Linked DNA regions of Homo sapiens: region 2 is linked to region 1. The links are chromatin loops, found by intact Hi-C in ENCODE. Cell type or tissue: PC-9. All regions are shown on one strand. Links, peaks and the distances in the headings refer to the core of each region. The heading gives the core; the rest is flanking DNA.

Evidence for each region. A loop is a pair of places that touch in the nucleus more often than their neighbours do. Peaks named below come from ENCODE experiments on the same cell type or tissue, not always from the same donor. Only the 100,000 strongest peaks of a DNase experiment are listed, where the experiment ranks them.
Region 2: a loop joins it to region 1, with 8 times the contacts of the local background. A loop is called at or near these places in 12 of 110 quality-filtered maps.

What each region holds. Positions count from the first base shown.
Region 1 is chr1:218,372,207-218,380,876 of GRCh38, reverse strand. The region is part of intron 1 of TGFB2 (transforming growth factor beta 2); the gene reads right to left. Among named protein-coding and RNA genes, the nearest start is that of TGFB2-AS1, 31 kb to the right of the region's middle. In PC-9, for the core only: no CTCF peak of the experiment used is centred there; DNase peaks (open chromatin) are centred at 3,456, 3,896, 5,626 and 6,206; H3K4me3 peaks cover 957 bases; H3K27ac peaks cover 4,791 bases.
Region 2 is chr1:218,485,062-218,493,731 of GRCh38, reverse strand. No RefSeq gene overlaps it. Among named protein-coding and RNA genes, the nearest start is that of LINC02869, 21 kb to the left of the region's middle. In PC-9, for the core only: no CTCF peak of the experiment used is centred there; DNase peaks (open chromatin) are centred at 681, 4,481, 5,821 and 8,001; H3K27ac peaks cover 4,160 bases.

The DNA.
Region 1 (8,670 bases), core at 375-8,374:
TAAGCACCCCAGCATGTTAGCCTCTGTTATTTTTTCCTAGATTCCAAGTTGCCAGCAAAAGGGCTTTTTCTGGCAAATCTCTGTTCCCTTCCCAGCTACCTACTCATTCAGGGATTCCTCTCAACACTGAGCTCCCTTCCCAGCAGCCTGACCCACCCCCACTCTATTCATCTCTGCTCTTCATCTCCAGATGAAGCAAAAATCTGGTAAATATTACACTTACAAGGTAACAGGTCTGGAATGCTTGGCATCCCAGGCGGAGTGCAGTTGCTTCTTGGCACCCGGACACATATACTCTGCAGCCTAGGGCCAAACTACATTTGGCTGCTTTGTGCAATTCAAATAAAGATATTAAAAATCTTCCAACTCTATAAACATTTGTACTATTTGCTAATCAAAGGGGTTAGCTAGGAAAAAAAAAACAGGCCATCTAAAGAGAACTTTGCATGCTGATTACTGTTGCCAGTTTCAGACTGTAAGGAGCTTAGCATGTGTGTGCACCATGTGAGTTTCTAACTTGGTGTGATAGCACAGTGATTTACACATTTTAGGCCAGGTGGAATCTACTTCTAGAGTGGAATGTCCGTCCCCAAACACACAAACCTAGGCCATTTTCATTCCAGAGTTTGTGCCCTTAATCATTACACTGTACTGCTGCTTTAGGGACACATGATTGGTCACCGACTTGAGCTTCCAATGAATGCGAGTGAGTGCTGACGATGGCAGCGACTTTGATAGGTAAATGTCTCAGCTCTACTATCTCACAGCTTGGGCAAGTTATTTAATCTCTCTCTGCCTTGGTTTCCTCACATGTGAAACAAAGAGAGTAATAATACCTATTATTGCCAGGATCAAATGAATATCGATGTCTCTAAAAGTGTTTAGAAGAGTGCCTGGAGTATATGAAGCACCGCATCGGTATTATTATTGTTGTTATTGTTATTATTGACTAAATACCAACTGTGGATAAAAGGAACTAGACATAGGTACTTATCAAAGGGTAACTGGTTCCTTAAGTAAGTAAAAGAAGTTAAATGCAATTGGATATTTTAAGACCCAGCTTCCTCCATTAACTAAAAGCATGTGAAAGAAAATGGTAAAATAAGATTGTATCACAGCCAGCTGACTTAAACTTTGGTCTACCCCGATTGAAAAATCAGGACTGACTGAACTTCTCTCAGGCATGAGAACAGAAAAAGGACACTGTTTTCAACTGGCTTCATCTTATCTTCCAGGTATTTAACCTCAGAACTTTTAAATAAAACCTCCTGTCAAATGACAACCTTGAGAAAAAATATGAAAGCTAGATTTGAGCATTAGAGAGGAAGAAAGACAGCATCAAATTAAAGAAAAGATGTTCCAGGCTCGCAGAAGTAAAAAAAAAAAAAAGAAAGAAAGAAAGAAAGAAAAAGAAATAAAATTAAAAAATAAAGAAAAGGTACTGGCCGGGCACGGTGGCTCACGCCTGTAATCCCAGCACTTTGGGAGGCCAAGGCGGGTGGATCATGAGGTCAGGAGATCGAGGCCATCCTGGCGAACCACGGTGAAACCCTGTCTCTACTAAAAATACAAAAAAATTAGCCAGGTGTGGTGGCGGGCGCCTGTAGTCCCAGCTACTCAGGAGGCTGAGGCAGGAGAATGGCGTGAACCCGGGAGGCGGAGCTTGCAGTGAGCCGAGATCGCACCACTGCACTCCAGCCTGGGTGACAGAGTGAGACTCCGTCTCTAAAAAAGAAAAAAAAAAAAGAAAGAAAGAAAGAAAATGTACCATGTGTTCTCGGTCTGCTTTTATAATTAAAGGTACTAATGAGACCAGATTTCCCTTGTGGGTGGCAGGTCATGTTTTAAGGACTGCTGGGATGACAACTAGAATCTGCTGGCAGACAGCTTTCTAGACCGAGCTGGCCTGAGAAGGTGCTGCTCAGGAGGGTAATAGCCACAGACCCAGCGAGGAAGCAATGTGAAGGCTGCTGCCCTTGCCACACCTCTTCTTCCATTACCCGCCTTTCCTCTCCTTTCCTTGTCTGCCTTTCTCTATCCCTCTGGTGTGCACTCACAATGCATATTGTTTCCTCAGGTCCCTTCTGTATAAGAAAAAAAAAACAGGCCGGGTGTGGTGTAGCACCCCTGTGATCCCAGCGCTCTAGGAGGTTGAGGCGGAAGGATCCTTTGGGGCCAGGAGTTCCAGGCTGCAGTGAGCTATGGTCCCTGCACCCCAGACTGGGTGGCAGAGTGAGACTCTGTCTCAACAGCAAAATGAACAGGCTGGGCACGGTGGCTCACATCTATAATCCCAGCACTTTGGGAGGCCGAGGGGGGAGGAGCACTTGAGGTCAGAAGTTCGAGACTAGCCTGGCCAACATGGTGAAACCTCGTCTCTACTAAAAATACCCAAAAAATGGCCGGGTGCAGTAGCTCACGCCTGTAATCCCAGCACTTTGGGAGGCCGAGGCGGGCGGATCACCTGAGGTCAGGACTTCGAAACCAGCCTGGCCAACATGGCGAAACCCCGTCTCTACTAAAAATGCAAAAATTACCTGGGCGCAGTGGCGGGCGCCTGTAATCCCAACTACTCGAGAGGCTGAGGCAGGAGAATCACATGAACCCGGGAGGCGGAGGTTGCAGTGAGCTAAGATCGCACCATTGCACTCATAGAGTGCCTGGTGCGACAGAGCAAGACTCCATCTTAAATAAATAAATAAATAAATAAATAAATAAATAAATAAATCCAAAATTAGCCAGGCATAGTGACAGGGGCCTGTAATCCCAGCTACTCAGGAGACTAAGGCAGGAGAATTGCTTGAACCCGGGAGGCGGCGGTTGCAGTGAGCCAAGATGGCACCACTGCACTCCAGCCTGGGAAACAGAGCAAGGCTCTGTATCAAAAACAAACAAACAAACAAACAAACAAACAAACACACTATAATATATGTAATGAATTAAAACGAAGGAGGTGGTGGCAAATGGGAAGCCTCATCTCAGGATTCAATTTAAGGAAGACACAGGAAGATGGATGCTGGGGTTATATTAGTAAGAAAGAAGAAAAGACTTTTTTCTCAGTAAGGTCTTCTGGGACCTCAGACTGCATCCTTTGGAAGCATCTGTCCTGCTTCTGCATGAAACTGGGCAGAGTTTCTCCCCAGCCACAGCTACCCAGGGTATAGGCCACGACTGGACTTCCCAGGGGTCGGGGGTGGGGCAAGACGGCACAACATAGGGGCAGGCGACCAGCAGAAGAGTAGGATTTCTGATTTTTGTGCTGAGGAAGCATAAGTATCTCCCAATGTAAAATACATTAGGGGGAGGAGGACTACATTGAATGAATCATAGTGCTGATTTGGGGGTGGAGCTGGTGGGGAGGGATGCCCTTGTGGTTAACCACATTTTACTGGGGTTTTTATTGATTGCAGTTGTATTGAAAGAGACATGACTCACACATACCATATTCAAAGCCACGTAAAGCACTGGGTTCCAATGGAATTTCAGTGTCTGAGAATGTCATGAACTATACTACAAAATGTGAAAAGTTATGCTATCAACATAGATATCTATGTTTTGCTTCTGTCCTGTACCAGCTAAAGAGGAGGCTGATTTTTCTATTTCCCTTTCACTTTAAGGCTGTGGCTAAGCACTTAAGAAATACACGTTGTTCTAGGCATGGTAGGGACTGCTTCTCCTAAAAGTTGGTTTCAGCTGGGCACAGTGGCTCACGCCTGTAATCCCAGCACTTTAGGAGGATCCCTTGAGCCCAGGAGTCTGAGACCAGCCCGGGCAACAAAGTGAGACCTCATCTCTATAAAAATTTTTTTTTTTAAATTAGCCAGGTGTGGTGGCATCATCTGTAGTCCCAGCTAACCTCCTAGGCTGAGGTGGGAGAGTCACTTGAGCCCAGGAGGTCAAGGCTGCAGTGAGCTATCATTACACCACTGCACTCCAGCCTGGGCAACAGAGCAAGACCGTGTCTCAAAACAAACAAAGCTGGTTTCATTAACCAACCATCTTCCTATGTGTTTGGATTGAACTTTGCTTGTAAATGTCATTCAGCAGTTTTTTAATTTTTCTGCTTTGTGCAGGGTAGTGTGTACAAATGGGTCTCCACAAATAGGCTATAAGCTACTTGAGGGCAGGGATAATATAGTAATAACAATAAAAAGAATAAGCATAACAGCAAAAGCAATGTTACTAGCTACTGGGAGCACATCAGCTGTCAGGTACACATCTGGATTCATCCCACTTAGGTGGGGGATAAGAAACTGAGGCTTAAAGAGGGAACTTGCCCGGTGCTATGGAACTGGAAACAGTAAGGCCTCCACTTAAACCTAGGTTGTATGGTCCTAGTACTCTCTGAGCTGTTGGTGATGCCTCTTCCAAGAGGGACTCATCCCTACCTATCTCATTTTTTATTCATCTGCATAATTCAGGCACCAAATTCTTAAGGCAGTATATGCTTGGTGAATTATAACTGAATTAAATAGAATAAAACAAAATTTTGTAGGTCATGGTTTTCAGGAACCATCCAGGCAGAGCTTAAAGTGAAATGACAAGGAATTGAGGTGGCTGATGTTCCGCCTGGTTGTAGAAATCATTACTAACACACATTGTCCTTTCATGCAAGGTCTGAGCTTCCAGCCCTCCTAACAAGATAAAGAATGTCATTCTGCCTTATTCACTTCTAACAATATTTTAAATTCTATTGTGTAAGAACACTTAACGGGAGATGTACGCACTTACCACATTTTTAAGTGTGCAATCTATTATTGTTGACTGTGGGTACGACGTTGTGCAGCAGCTCTCTAGATCTTATTCATCTTGCTCAACTGAAACTTTAGGCCCATTTATTAGTAACTCCTCATTTCCCCTTCGCTACAGCCCCTGGCAACCACCAATCCTCCCTTTGATTCTATACATTCAACTTATGAATATAAATTATAGATATCCCATATTTTTTCTTCAACTTCTTAAGTTCAGGGGTACATATGCAGGATGTGAAGGTTTGTTACATAGGTAAACGTGCCATGGTGGTTTGTTGCACAGATCATCCCATCACCTAGGTATTAAGGCCAGCATCCATTAGCTATTCCTCCTGATGCTCTCCCTCCTCCCTCAATATCCCGTATTTTAAAATACTATCTCCAATATTATCTTCCTCTCACAGAAATTGGTACCACTTTTCTTCTTTTCTAGACTGAAAAAAAAGCACTCGCTGTTCTCAATGTATGCTGACATGAGATTTAAAATATGGGCTAGAATTTCTAGTTTTTCTATGGTTTTCAGAATAAGAAAGCAAAAATGCTAAAGTCTTCAATGATCACCTTAAAATGATTGATTGAATGAATGACAATTTACTCAGCCTCTACCATGTGAAAAACATTTTTCTGTGTTAGATAATTTCTTCTTTTGAAGAACCATTAAGAAATAATGTTGGGTTTTTTTTTTTTAATTAACTCTCATTTTAGGAAAAAAAAAAAAGTTCAGAAAGGGTAACTGACTTTCTCGATGTTACACAGTCAGGATTTTACCCAGGTCCCCTGTATGCAAATCCTATATTTTCTTGCTACTCAATTGTAAGACTAATTGTCACACTCAAGAGTTATTGTTGGCTCATGTGTGAGTCACTTTCTTGGCTTATCAACAGCAGGTTGGGATAAAAAAAACCAAAGGTTGACATCTTCACAAAGTTTAAAGGAAGGGACCACCGTCTGTTATACAAAGCAAAAGAAACATAGAGGCCCATTATATGAACTCGTCTGTCTAGACAGATGACTAAACAGGGGTCCCTCCAGGGTTAGACTTGAATTTCCTCCGTTCAGCCTGTTGGATATTTAGCAATAAAAAAAAATCTTTTTTTGAACTGTTTAAAGGCTGTAGTACTAATCCAACCCCTCCTACACTGCCCAGAGAGTAGTTTAAAAGTATTTCAGTGAAGCCTGCATGTGTTAAAGTTTCAAGCAGAAATCAGATTGAGACAAAAAGAGCCCTAAAAATACTTGTGCTGTCTGGCTACAGACCCAAGAACACAAGCCTAAATGTCCCTTTATAACTCCAGTGACAGCAGTTTGAACTCACAGAGGGAGCAGGGTCTCATCCAGGTGTCCCTGTAGCAGGGGACATGAATGAATCCAAGTTGGGCTTCTCATCTTTCACATGGGCTGGCAAGCAACTTCTCTCCTGTTCCTTATGTGCCCTGGGGACAACAGAACTTTTTCTAACTTGTAATATGAAGAATGCTACTTAGAGTAAAGCAAAAGTCAGCTTCCTTTCATCAAGGCTGAGAGATATAAACGGAAGCTTGTGATGATAAGATTTTTTAAAAGCCTACTAATATTGCTATGTTTAGTGTACAGAGAACTGCTTCTGGTAGGCAATTAGGAGTTGGTCAGCAGACCACGGGGGCCCCGTGGAGAAACTGGGAGCATAGCAATTGACTAAAATCACTCTCCTTTCCCAAGAAGTCCTTAGCAATACGTGGGGTGCTATTTCTGTTATGGTACATATGTGCAAAAATTCATTCACTCTCTCATTTAATAAATATTTATTGGATGCCTCAATGTAACATTCCTTCATAAGTATGGGGCCTATCAGGAACTGGCTATGGAATTTCCAGGATCCTGCTTATTGATAGGTGCTGGTACTATTCTAATCTTTTAACAGGCATTAGAGAATTAACACAGTCCTTTAAGTAAGAAGTATGTACTCTGATTTACAAATCTGCCAACAACAAAAGCAACAACAAAACAGTTGTCCTATTCAGGGAACAAAATGAAAACACTGGAGTTTATATTGCCCACTCTAATTATTACCCAGCCTAGACAAGAAAATAACTGTAAGCACACACTCATCCTCCATATAGATTCACATAAGAAGCTATTTTCATTCTTCTAATGAGGAACATGAAGAGCATGCATGAGCTAAGCTCAGAGGCCACTGCTTAATTCCAATACCAGTATGCAAGCCCTTGGGTTCTACTGCCTGCCTTGAACTTTCACAGGTTCTTAGGAAAAAAATACTGCATTTAAGAGAAAAAAAGAAACACATCCAGACTTGTCTTTTTTTTCCTTTTATCAGAAGAGAATGATGCCCTGACACATACAGATGCATATGGTTCTCACTCAGAGGATTCTCCTTTTTAGACTTCTCATTCTTTAATCCACATTTTCCTTATTTAAATGGAAATTAATCATCTTGGAGGAGTGATGAATAGGATGAGCTTTGGAGTCAGACAGCTGTGTGATCGTGAGGAAATTACACGTGATGTTACTACACCTCAGTTTCCTTATTTATAAAATTTAGAATAATAATAGTGTTTATATATAGTGCTAATATGGAGATTAGCCCAGAGCCTAATATAACTATTCCATAACTGATAGTTAGTATTATTAACAATATGATTAGTAATATAATCATATTATAACTAATCATATTACTAATCATATTAGTCATATTATTACTAATCATATTACTAATCATATTAGTCATATTATTATTACTAATCATATTGTTATAAAAGACAGGATCCACTGCCCCAACCATCAACATCACCACCCAAATAGATGTCTTTTCTTCATGCAGAAATTCACTCAAAACCTAACATGGATATCTAGACACAGCCACACAGTTTTATTAAAAGCTTTGTAAGCCTCCAAAATACAGGTTCTCAACTCCAGTTGCACATTAGAATCTCCTGGGAAACTTTTTTTTGAGACGGAGCTTTGCTCTTTTTGCCCAGGGTGGAGTGCAGTGGCGCGATCTCAGCTCACCACAACCTCCGCCTCCCAGATTCAAGCGATTCTCCTACCTCAGCCTCCCGAGTAGCTGGGATTACAGGCATGTGCCACCACTCCTAGCTAATTTTTTGTATTTTTAGTAGAGATGGGGTTTGTCCATGGTGATCAGGCTGGTCTTGAACTCCTGACCTCAGGTGATCCGCCCACCTCAGTCTCCCAAAGTGCTGGGATTACAGGCGTGAGCCACCGTGCCCAGCCGGGAAACTTTCTAAAACTAAAGATGCAAAGTCCCACTCCAGACCAACGGAGTCAGAATTTCTGGAGTTGGACTCTGGCCTGAGTAATATAAGTAATATGTTAAGTGCTCCCCAGGTGATTCTGATACATAGTGAAGTTGAGAACCTCTGCACTACAGCTACCAAACAGAAACATCAGCCTTGACTGTCAAAGCTCCCAACAAAGAACCTAAGTGCTTGGATATCCCAAGTCCAAGTCCAAGTCTTTGCCATGGTACCAGTGCACCTAGTAGGTTAGCTATTCTTGGTGCTTCACCTGTTTCATTTCTGAAAAACAGTCTGCTCTCTTCCTAACAATAACACTAGAGTTAACGATCCTTGAAGTCCCAGTGGCCACAGTTCCATAGGGAGTTACCTTCCTGGTCTCCTGAGTATAGACAATGGACAAGGTAAGCAGCAGTCTTGGGAAAACAAACAACACAGACCAGGAAAACAGAGAAGCAACCCCTGCTGCCACTGTGAACACATACGAAGTCAGCTCCACTTCAGAGCAAAGATACAATCCAGCTGAATATTAGAAAAATATGGTCTGACCATTTAGATTTCAGAGGGATCCAAAACCAATTTAGACTCCAGTCGGTTGACAAAGTTCACATTCAGCAAAACAGCTCCAGCAGTTGCATCATACACACAACAGGGCAATTCAGAAA
Region 2 (8,670 bases), core at 451-8,450, 110 kb before region 1:
AACTAGATTAATTACCCTAATAGCTTGTAGTATGACTGCCTTGTACATGTTTTAACACAATGGTCATTTGAGAGGAAAAAAATAAGAATACTACGTATGCAAATTTGAACAGAAAGGATTAAACAAAACTCATAATTAGCAGTGTATGAGGGCAAATAATTAGTAAAGTATGGATAATAGAAAAAGCAGCACAATTGCTGGTGTTTAATATTAGATGGATTGGAATGTGGAGAGAAGAAAGATATAAGCCAATTAGAAAATGTCCTTCTTGCATAAAAAGCTCTTAATTGGCCATAGTGACTTTGAGGGGTACCTGGTATAAAGCCTCAGTTTTGCAGACTTAATACCTTCTCACTAATGACCATATTGGGAAACCATGACAGAAAATTCTAGACAAAATAGTTGCTTTCTCTACACCTGGGAAGCCAAGCCAGGCTCACTAAGAGAGAAACCCTCGCTGTCCACTGGACTAAGCACAGATATAAAGTGGAAAGTTGTGCATTTGCATCTCACCTCTTCCCACCCCTACTTTGTTCTGTGCTGCATCCCCAACACCCAGCGCAGCACTGGCACATGGAAGAGAGTCAGCAAAATTTTATGGAATACATTTTCCCACTATGCAAGAGTGTAATAATCCCCTTATCTTTGTCAGCTACTCACTGCTCATTCATTCAAAAACTATGAGTCAATCACTACACTAGATCTTGGAGATAAAATGTCATTTAAGCAAACGTTGTTCTTCATCATGGAGAGCTCACTCTAGTAGAAGAGATAGACATTCACCAGATAACCACATAAAAATTCAGTCTATAACTATGGATATGATGGTACCATGAAGGAAAAGGCAGAGCAGTCTGAGGAGAGGCCCCAACATGGTCTTGGTCTACAGTGAGAAAACCTGTTCCAGAAGCTTCCTTGAAGCAGTGACTGTTGAACTCATATCTGAAAGATGACTGGCAGTTGACAATGTGAAGATGAGGAGAGGGCAATTCAGACATAGGGACTAGCATGAGGAGGACGTGAGCATGGAAGGTTGGAGCGTGATAGCCAGAGCACAGAACGTGAGAACAAGATGCAGGAGGCAGAAGACATTGGCAGGTGCTGCACCCCAGAAACCACATTAAGAACTACTGTCAATTAGCTGGGCATAGTGGTTCATGCCTGTTAAACCAAGCACTTTTAGAGGATCCCTTGAGGCCAGTAGTTCATGAGGGCCGTGAGCTATGATGATGCCACTGTACTCCACCCTGGGCGACAGAGTGAGACTATGTCTCAAAAACAAACAAACAAAAAAAGAATTTCCATTGATAGATCGATGGTAGCCAATTCCAAGCAGATGCTTTGTGTAGGGCACTCTTCTTACGTGCTGAGCATACCAAGGAGGAAGGTTCAATCCCTTACCTCAATCAAATAGAACTCTAGTTAGTGAAAATAGGATGTTTTTTAGAAGATTAAAAATTAAAAAGTTAACAAGTGCCTTCAGCTAGGGGACAAGTGAATGGGTCACAGGCATTGACAGAATGGAGAGCTCACTGGAAGCCATCCCAGAAGAGGAAGAACTTGACCTGGACACTGAAGAGCAGACAGGACAAATCACACCAGAGATTCCAAGTGTGAAGACCAAGACCAGAGGAGGAAATTTACGAGGATGCTTGGGGAGTCATCCTAGGATGCCTTTGACACTGTCCACCTAACAGGGTAAAATCCAGTGAAAAGGGGACCACCAGACAAATCGTCATAGAGACTCCCACACAGTGCCTGTCTGTCTGATTTCAGCTGAGTTTTTTCCCAAATTCCATCAAAACAGACAGTAGATGACACACCGATTATTTGCTTTTTGTATGTATCCCGCAAAAATTAGTTAAGGAAAAACACAGTCTACGTGTAAATTTTTCCATCTGCAACAGAAGGAAAATGTATCTGTTCATACCAACTAACCCAAGATCCAACAGAATGAACCAGTGAAGGAGGGAAATGAACTTAGTCGTTTGTAATATGTCTGTCAGGATAAATTAAATGCACATAGCTACACTTTGATATACCTGCCCTCAATTCTTTCAAACCAGTTTCAATTACTTTCTCACCATACAGTAATATTCATGAGTATATTTCTGGAAGATTTTAAGTATTTCACAAGTATTAACTCATTTTATCTTCACAACCACCCAGTGTGGTTAGTATTGGTGTTATCTCCATTTAATGGTTGAGAAAACTGAGACAGAATGAGGAGAGGTGACTTAACTAAGGCTGCAGCAGGGCAAAGGAGGAAATGGCATTTGAACCTAGGACATCTGGCTCCAGAGCTATACTCTTAACCTTTACATTTTACTGCCTACCTAATGTGTATAATAAACCAGGGGCCAACAAACTTTTTCTGGAAAGTCCCAGGTAGTAAGTATTTTTGGCTTTGTGGGCCATACATTATCTCTGCCTTTACTACTCTATTGTGTCACTGCAATGGGAAAGCAGTCACAGACAATATGTAAAAGAAATGTGTAGGCCAGGCACGGTGGCTCATACCTGTAATCCCAGCACTTTGAGAGGCTGAGGTGGGTGGATAACTTGAGGTCAGGAGTTAGAGACCAGCCTGGCCAACATGGTGAAACCCTGTCTCTACTAAAAATACAAAAATTTAGCCAGGCATGGTGGCATGCTCCTGTAGTCCCAGCTATTCCGGAGGCTGAGGCAGGACAATCGCTCGAACCTGGGAGGCAGAGGTTGCAATGAGCTGAGATCGCACCACTGCACGCCAGCCTGGGCGACAGAGTGAAACGCTGTCTCAAAAAAAAAAGAAAAGAAAAGAAAAGAAAAGAAAGAAGGAAGGAAGGAAGGAAGGAAGGAAGGAAGGAAGGAAGGAAGGAAGGAAGGAAGGAAAGAAAAAGCAAGCAAGCAAGCAAGCAAGCAAGCAAGCAAGCAAGCAAGCAAGCAAGCATGGCTGGATTTGACCCATGGCAGACCTGACCAAGCCCTTCCATAATTTGCCATTGCAAATTAAAATAAGGTCACTTTTCATAAATTTACATAGCGTGAAAAAGATCTTGCTTGTTAGCCTTTTAGTCCCCATTTGTGAACATTCATTTATTTACTCAGCAAGTATTTAGTGAGTCCATACTCTGGGACAGGCACTTTTTTCAGGTATTAAAATAACATCAGTAAACAAGATAGTTTCTATCCTCTGGAGCTGTATTCTGGCAGAGGAGACAGACAATAGGCAAACAATAGAGATAAGCTAGATAGATCATAGAACAGTAGGTAGTAATAAGTGCTATGAAGAAAAACAAATCAGAGCAAGAGACTAAAGACAGGCAATGGTTGCTACTGCAGGGTGCGTGGTCAAGGAAGGCCTCCCTGTTGGGGAGGTTTCTGTAGAAGTAGTCACTGAAGTCTGGGAGTTGGATGAGATCTCCAAGAGTGTACATGTCATTCAAAACTGAAAAGTGAAGGATTCAGCAAAGAAGGCTAAGAAGAATGCTTCAATAAGGAGAGTGAAACCAACTGCAACTGCATTGAATACTGCAAACATTCACACGGAGGAGGTCTGAGAGGTGCCCATTGATTTGGCAATGAGCATGACCCTGGTAACTTTAATGAGAGCATTTTCAGAAGAGGGAGGAAAGCCCAATTAAAGGAGATTCAGGAGCAAGTAAAAGAAAGAGAAAGGAAGACAGTGAGTGTGAAAAAATTATTTCCAGAAATTCTGCTATAAGGAAAAGAAGTAGAACAGAGTAGACAGAGGATAGTATAGTATAAAGGAAATATTTTGCTTTGGGCTTTTTTTTGTGTTTTTTTAACTAGGAAGACATAATATACAATATGCTTTTATATTAATAGAAATAGTCTAGTAGAGAAGATGAAATGGATGAAGTTGGGACAAAGAATAAATATTCTTGTGTTTGATGTTGTTATTCACCTGTATAATGGGCATTAAATGTAATTTAGATGTTTTATGTGTTGATCTTCACCTGTAAGAGATATATAGTGTGATTTTCATGTAACACAAATCAGTGAGCTCAGCACAGAAGCAGGGCTGGTATTAATATGCACCAGTACAAACATAGCAGTTGTCTATGGTCAGTATCTGTTCTGACTGTTGAATGCATTTCTAGTGAAATATTTTATTTATCATCCCTGCTCAGTGTGCTTCACTATATAATCTTAATTTTTACACAGTCATTGTATAATATAATAAAATTTCTTTGAATTTGAAAAGAATCTTTGCTTTTCAATAGAATTCACCAAGAACAATGAAATAAAAACAACAACAACATTGGATTAGAACATCAGACATGGGTTACCAGTTTTCTGTTTATTGGTTGATTTTAGCTAGAACACATCTCCCTATTACTCTATCTACATTTTGGGTAGTCATCCTGAGTTGCTTGCTGTGGGCATTTTTAGAAATCTTAGGCCACTCTAAGTAGAATGGTATCTTATACCCAAGCCATTGTGTTTTTGGGTTTGCTTAACTGATCTGAGGTTAATGCAAGTGCAGAGCAAACAAGCTTTTGCCCATGTAAGGACTGATTGCGAGTCCTGAATGTGCAGAACCACAGACAGGATTCCTGCAGAGTTTATGACATTAGACCTGGTTGGTGGCGGGGGTGGGGGGGGGGGGAGCAGCTGCCACTAACTACATTCCTGAGATGTACAAATGCCTTTGGAGGAAAGGTATCTTGTTTGAAGGAAATTCCAGAATCATTTGTGAATTCCCAGGTCTGGGGACAAAATCACGAATTAAGTGGGCATCCTTAAATTCCTATTGACAACACATAAAGAATAGTATCAAACTCCCTTAAAATGTTGTCTTTTTAGTATTTTCTCATTTTATTTTATGCTATAGAACATACACATTTAGAGTGGGGGTGGAGAGGGAAGTCGCTGAATATATTTGGAGTAGATACATGGTGAGCTCCTTAAAAGTAGTCACCTTGTCAGTTTTGTATCGAACCAAATGGCACTTATGCAGGTGTTGTATGAATGAATGAATAAATAAATAATTGGGCAAATATATACCCAGGAGTCCAGCTTTGGGTAGATTGTATCTGGTCTCTCACTCACTGTTTGTGTGGTCAATACTGTGTAGTTTACTCATCTTTCCCTCGTATTTCATATCTAAGTGATTGAAGTACAATTTCCCAAGCCAGATTTACTTAACAAAGCCTTAATGAGACACTATATGTTTATAACTCAGTATCAAAAATATATTTGAGTTTTGGTTTTTGCTATTTATTTATTTTTTCTCTCTCTCTTCCTTTCTTTTCTTAATTACAAAGCCATACTTGTTTAGTCACCTCTCTCTCATCAGACCCTTCATTCATTCGAAACACATTCACTAATGTGAGCTAGACAGTGTTCCAAATGCTGGAGATACCAAATGGAAGAAAGTGCCAGACCTCTGTGAGCTCACTGACTGAAGGCTGTGGCCATGACAAGGCAAGGGGTTGTTTTAATAACAGCTTGCATCTCCATCATCACCCTACTTGATGTCTCTTAACACTCATCTTTGAATCATCCAGGTCGTATCAATGTCTGAATCTGGCTTGTTTTCCATTGGAAATATCTCTACTATGCTTGTTAACTAATGAGGTGGCCAATAACTATCACATTGTTATATAACCCTCATAAGGGCAAAGCCTTCCTTCATTTTCCTCTGACTTTACCCAAAGATGATGATAACTGAGTGTTATCTTGGAAAGACTTCTGTTCCTGCTCCTGACTGCTATGGGAGCCTTCAGAAAGCCATTACCTCTTTAAAATTCAGTTCCCTGAATATAAAATAAGATCACAGAGATCAATAGTCTTAAGATCCTTTCTAACTTCCAGTGACTGTGATTATTTAATACTCAGAAACATTCATTACTCAGCTAGAAGGAATTTCTGGCACCTAAACATGGTTTTTTTTTTTTTTTTTTTTTTTTTTTTTTTTTTTTTTTGAGATGGAGTCTCACTCTGTCACCCAGGCTGGAGTGCAGTGGTGCGATCTCAGCTCACTGCAACCTCCACTTCCCGGGTTCAAGTGATTCTCCTGCCTCAGCCTCCTGAGTAGCTGGGACTACAGGCATGCACCACCACACCTAGCTAATTTTTGTATTTTCAGTAGAGAAGGGGTTTCACCATGTTGGCCAGGATGGTCTCGATCTCCTGACCTCGTGATCCGTGATCCGCCACCTTGGCCTCCCATAGTGCTGCGATTATAGGCGTGACCCACCGCACCTGGCCTAAACATGTATTTTGAGGGAAATGTAGCTTAATAGTGAAATTTGACCTTTGAAGTGTCCCGAAGAATCAGGTACCTGCTTTCAAATGCAAATACCTAGTCTAATAGGAGTAACACAAAATTAAGAGCCATGAATAATCACAATTAAATTGAAAAGAAACTACACGTTCTGAGTATTGGCCCCATTTTCCCAAGCCAGACACAAACGGTAACTTAAATTTGATTAGATAAGTTTTGTTTTTTTGAAGATGATCTTCCTTTTAATTATAAAGGATCAAAACAGGGACTGCCCTGAGAAAATCAAGACAGTAAGTTGCAGCAATTGAGCCCTGGACCAGAAGCACAGACTTTCGACCCATGCCTCGCTCTAACAGTGATGGCTGATGGCATCAGGCACCTCCCTGGCCCCGTTTTCTTATCAAAAAAATTAAATAGTCAAATCCAGAGACTGCAAAGTTCCCATACAGTTCCATCATAACATGGTTTTAGGAAGTCTGTAACATTAGCATAGTTATGTACTTCAGTAAATATCCTAATATTTCAGAAGTCCTTCATAGCATCAATTTAGCAACCTTAGATAATCAATAATCCAAGAACTTGTAGTTCCAATTTCAGCCTATATAGCTACAAATTCCTGTAGTTTCCTGGGCTCAAGCCAAGCAGCACAGATTAATTTATTTGAAAATTAAGGACCTATATATGCATGGACCTTGGTAGACACTGTAGCCAACATGGATAAATATATCTTAGGCCTTGTCCTCAGGTAACGTGGTAGGTACGTATATAAAACACACACAATTCATTCACTTCTATAATAACATTTTGAGCCAACGGTTCCAGACACACAAATACAACAATGAAACATAAAATCAAGCATGACAGTCTGAGTTCAGAGAAACAGAGGAGTGAGGAGGCACAGCAACTTAATATGGTTAGAAAGAGCTGAAAGAGAAAATGAAATTTGGAATGAGGATTGGTCATTGGGCAGAAGTTTCACAGATAGGCATGGAGAGAAGAGCATTTTAGGTAGAAGGAATGGCATGAACAGTTATGCAGAATTGCAAGTGCATGTGGCTTTTCCCAAGCTGTGAGTATGACTGGAGTTTAGAATACAGGAGAGGTCAAAGATGAGACTTGGAAGGTAGACTGAATCAGCGTATGAAGTATATTGGATGCCAGGCTAAGGCATTTAAATTTGTTTTGCTGATGTTGCGGATTTGCATCAAGGCAAGGCACATGTTTTAGGAAAGTTGCTTGGTAGCTGCCATTATGGTTGTGAGTAGGGAAACATAGAAAAGAGGAAGAGAGAAGAGGATGTTGGCACAAAGATTCTCATTATTAAATTATTTATATTAGGTAGAAAGTAAGAAATTACTGGCCAGGCGTGGTGGCTCACGCCTGTAATCCCAGCACTTTGGGAGGCTGAGGCAGGTGGATCACGAGGTCAGGAGATTGAGACCATCCTGGCTAACACAGTGAAACCCTGTCTCTACTAAAAAATACAGAAATACACACAAAAATATTACTATAAGGACTGATATAAGAATAAGTTGGATTATTACTCAACCATTAAAATATGATTACTAGGAGTTTGTAATTACATGGAAAAAATGACTATTTTATAAAGTTAAACTTAAAATTTTGTGAGACAAATTATATATATATATACACACATATATATGTATGTACATTCATGCATCATTTACAACAAGATATTCTCTGAGAAATGTCACTGTTAGGTGACTTTGTCATTGTGTAAACATCCTTCACATACTTCACAAACCTGGAAGGTATAGCCTACTACACAGCTACAGCTATCTACACAGCAACAGCTACGACTATCCTAGCTACACAGCTAGGATATACGGTATAGTTTATTGCTCCTAGTCTACAAATTTGTACAACACATTACTGTACTGAATACTGTAGACAACTGTAACACAATGGAATTTGTTTATTTAAATTTAGCATAGAAAAGGTACAGCAAAAATATGGTATAAAAGACAAAAATTGGTACACCTGTATAGGTCACTTACCATGACTGCAGCTTGCAGAACTGGAGGTTGCTCTGGGTGAGTCAGTGAGTGAATGTGAAGGCCTAGGACATTACTGTACACTACTGTAGGCTTCATGAGCACTGTACACTTAGGCTACACTAAATTTATTTTTAACATTTTCTTTGTTTAATAATAAATTAACCTTAGTTTACTGTAACTTTTTTAACTCTATAAACTTTTTAAGTTTTTTAACTTTTTGTTTTGTATTATCAGTGAGCTTAAAACACAAACACATTGTACTGCTGTACAAAAATAATTTCTTTATATCCTTGTTCTAAAAGCTTTTTTATGTTTTTAAATTTTTTTTTAACTTTTTAAACTTTTTTGTTAAAAAACAAATCACAAACATACACAGTAGCCTAGGCCTACCTGTGACAGGGACAGGACTATCCGTAT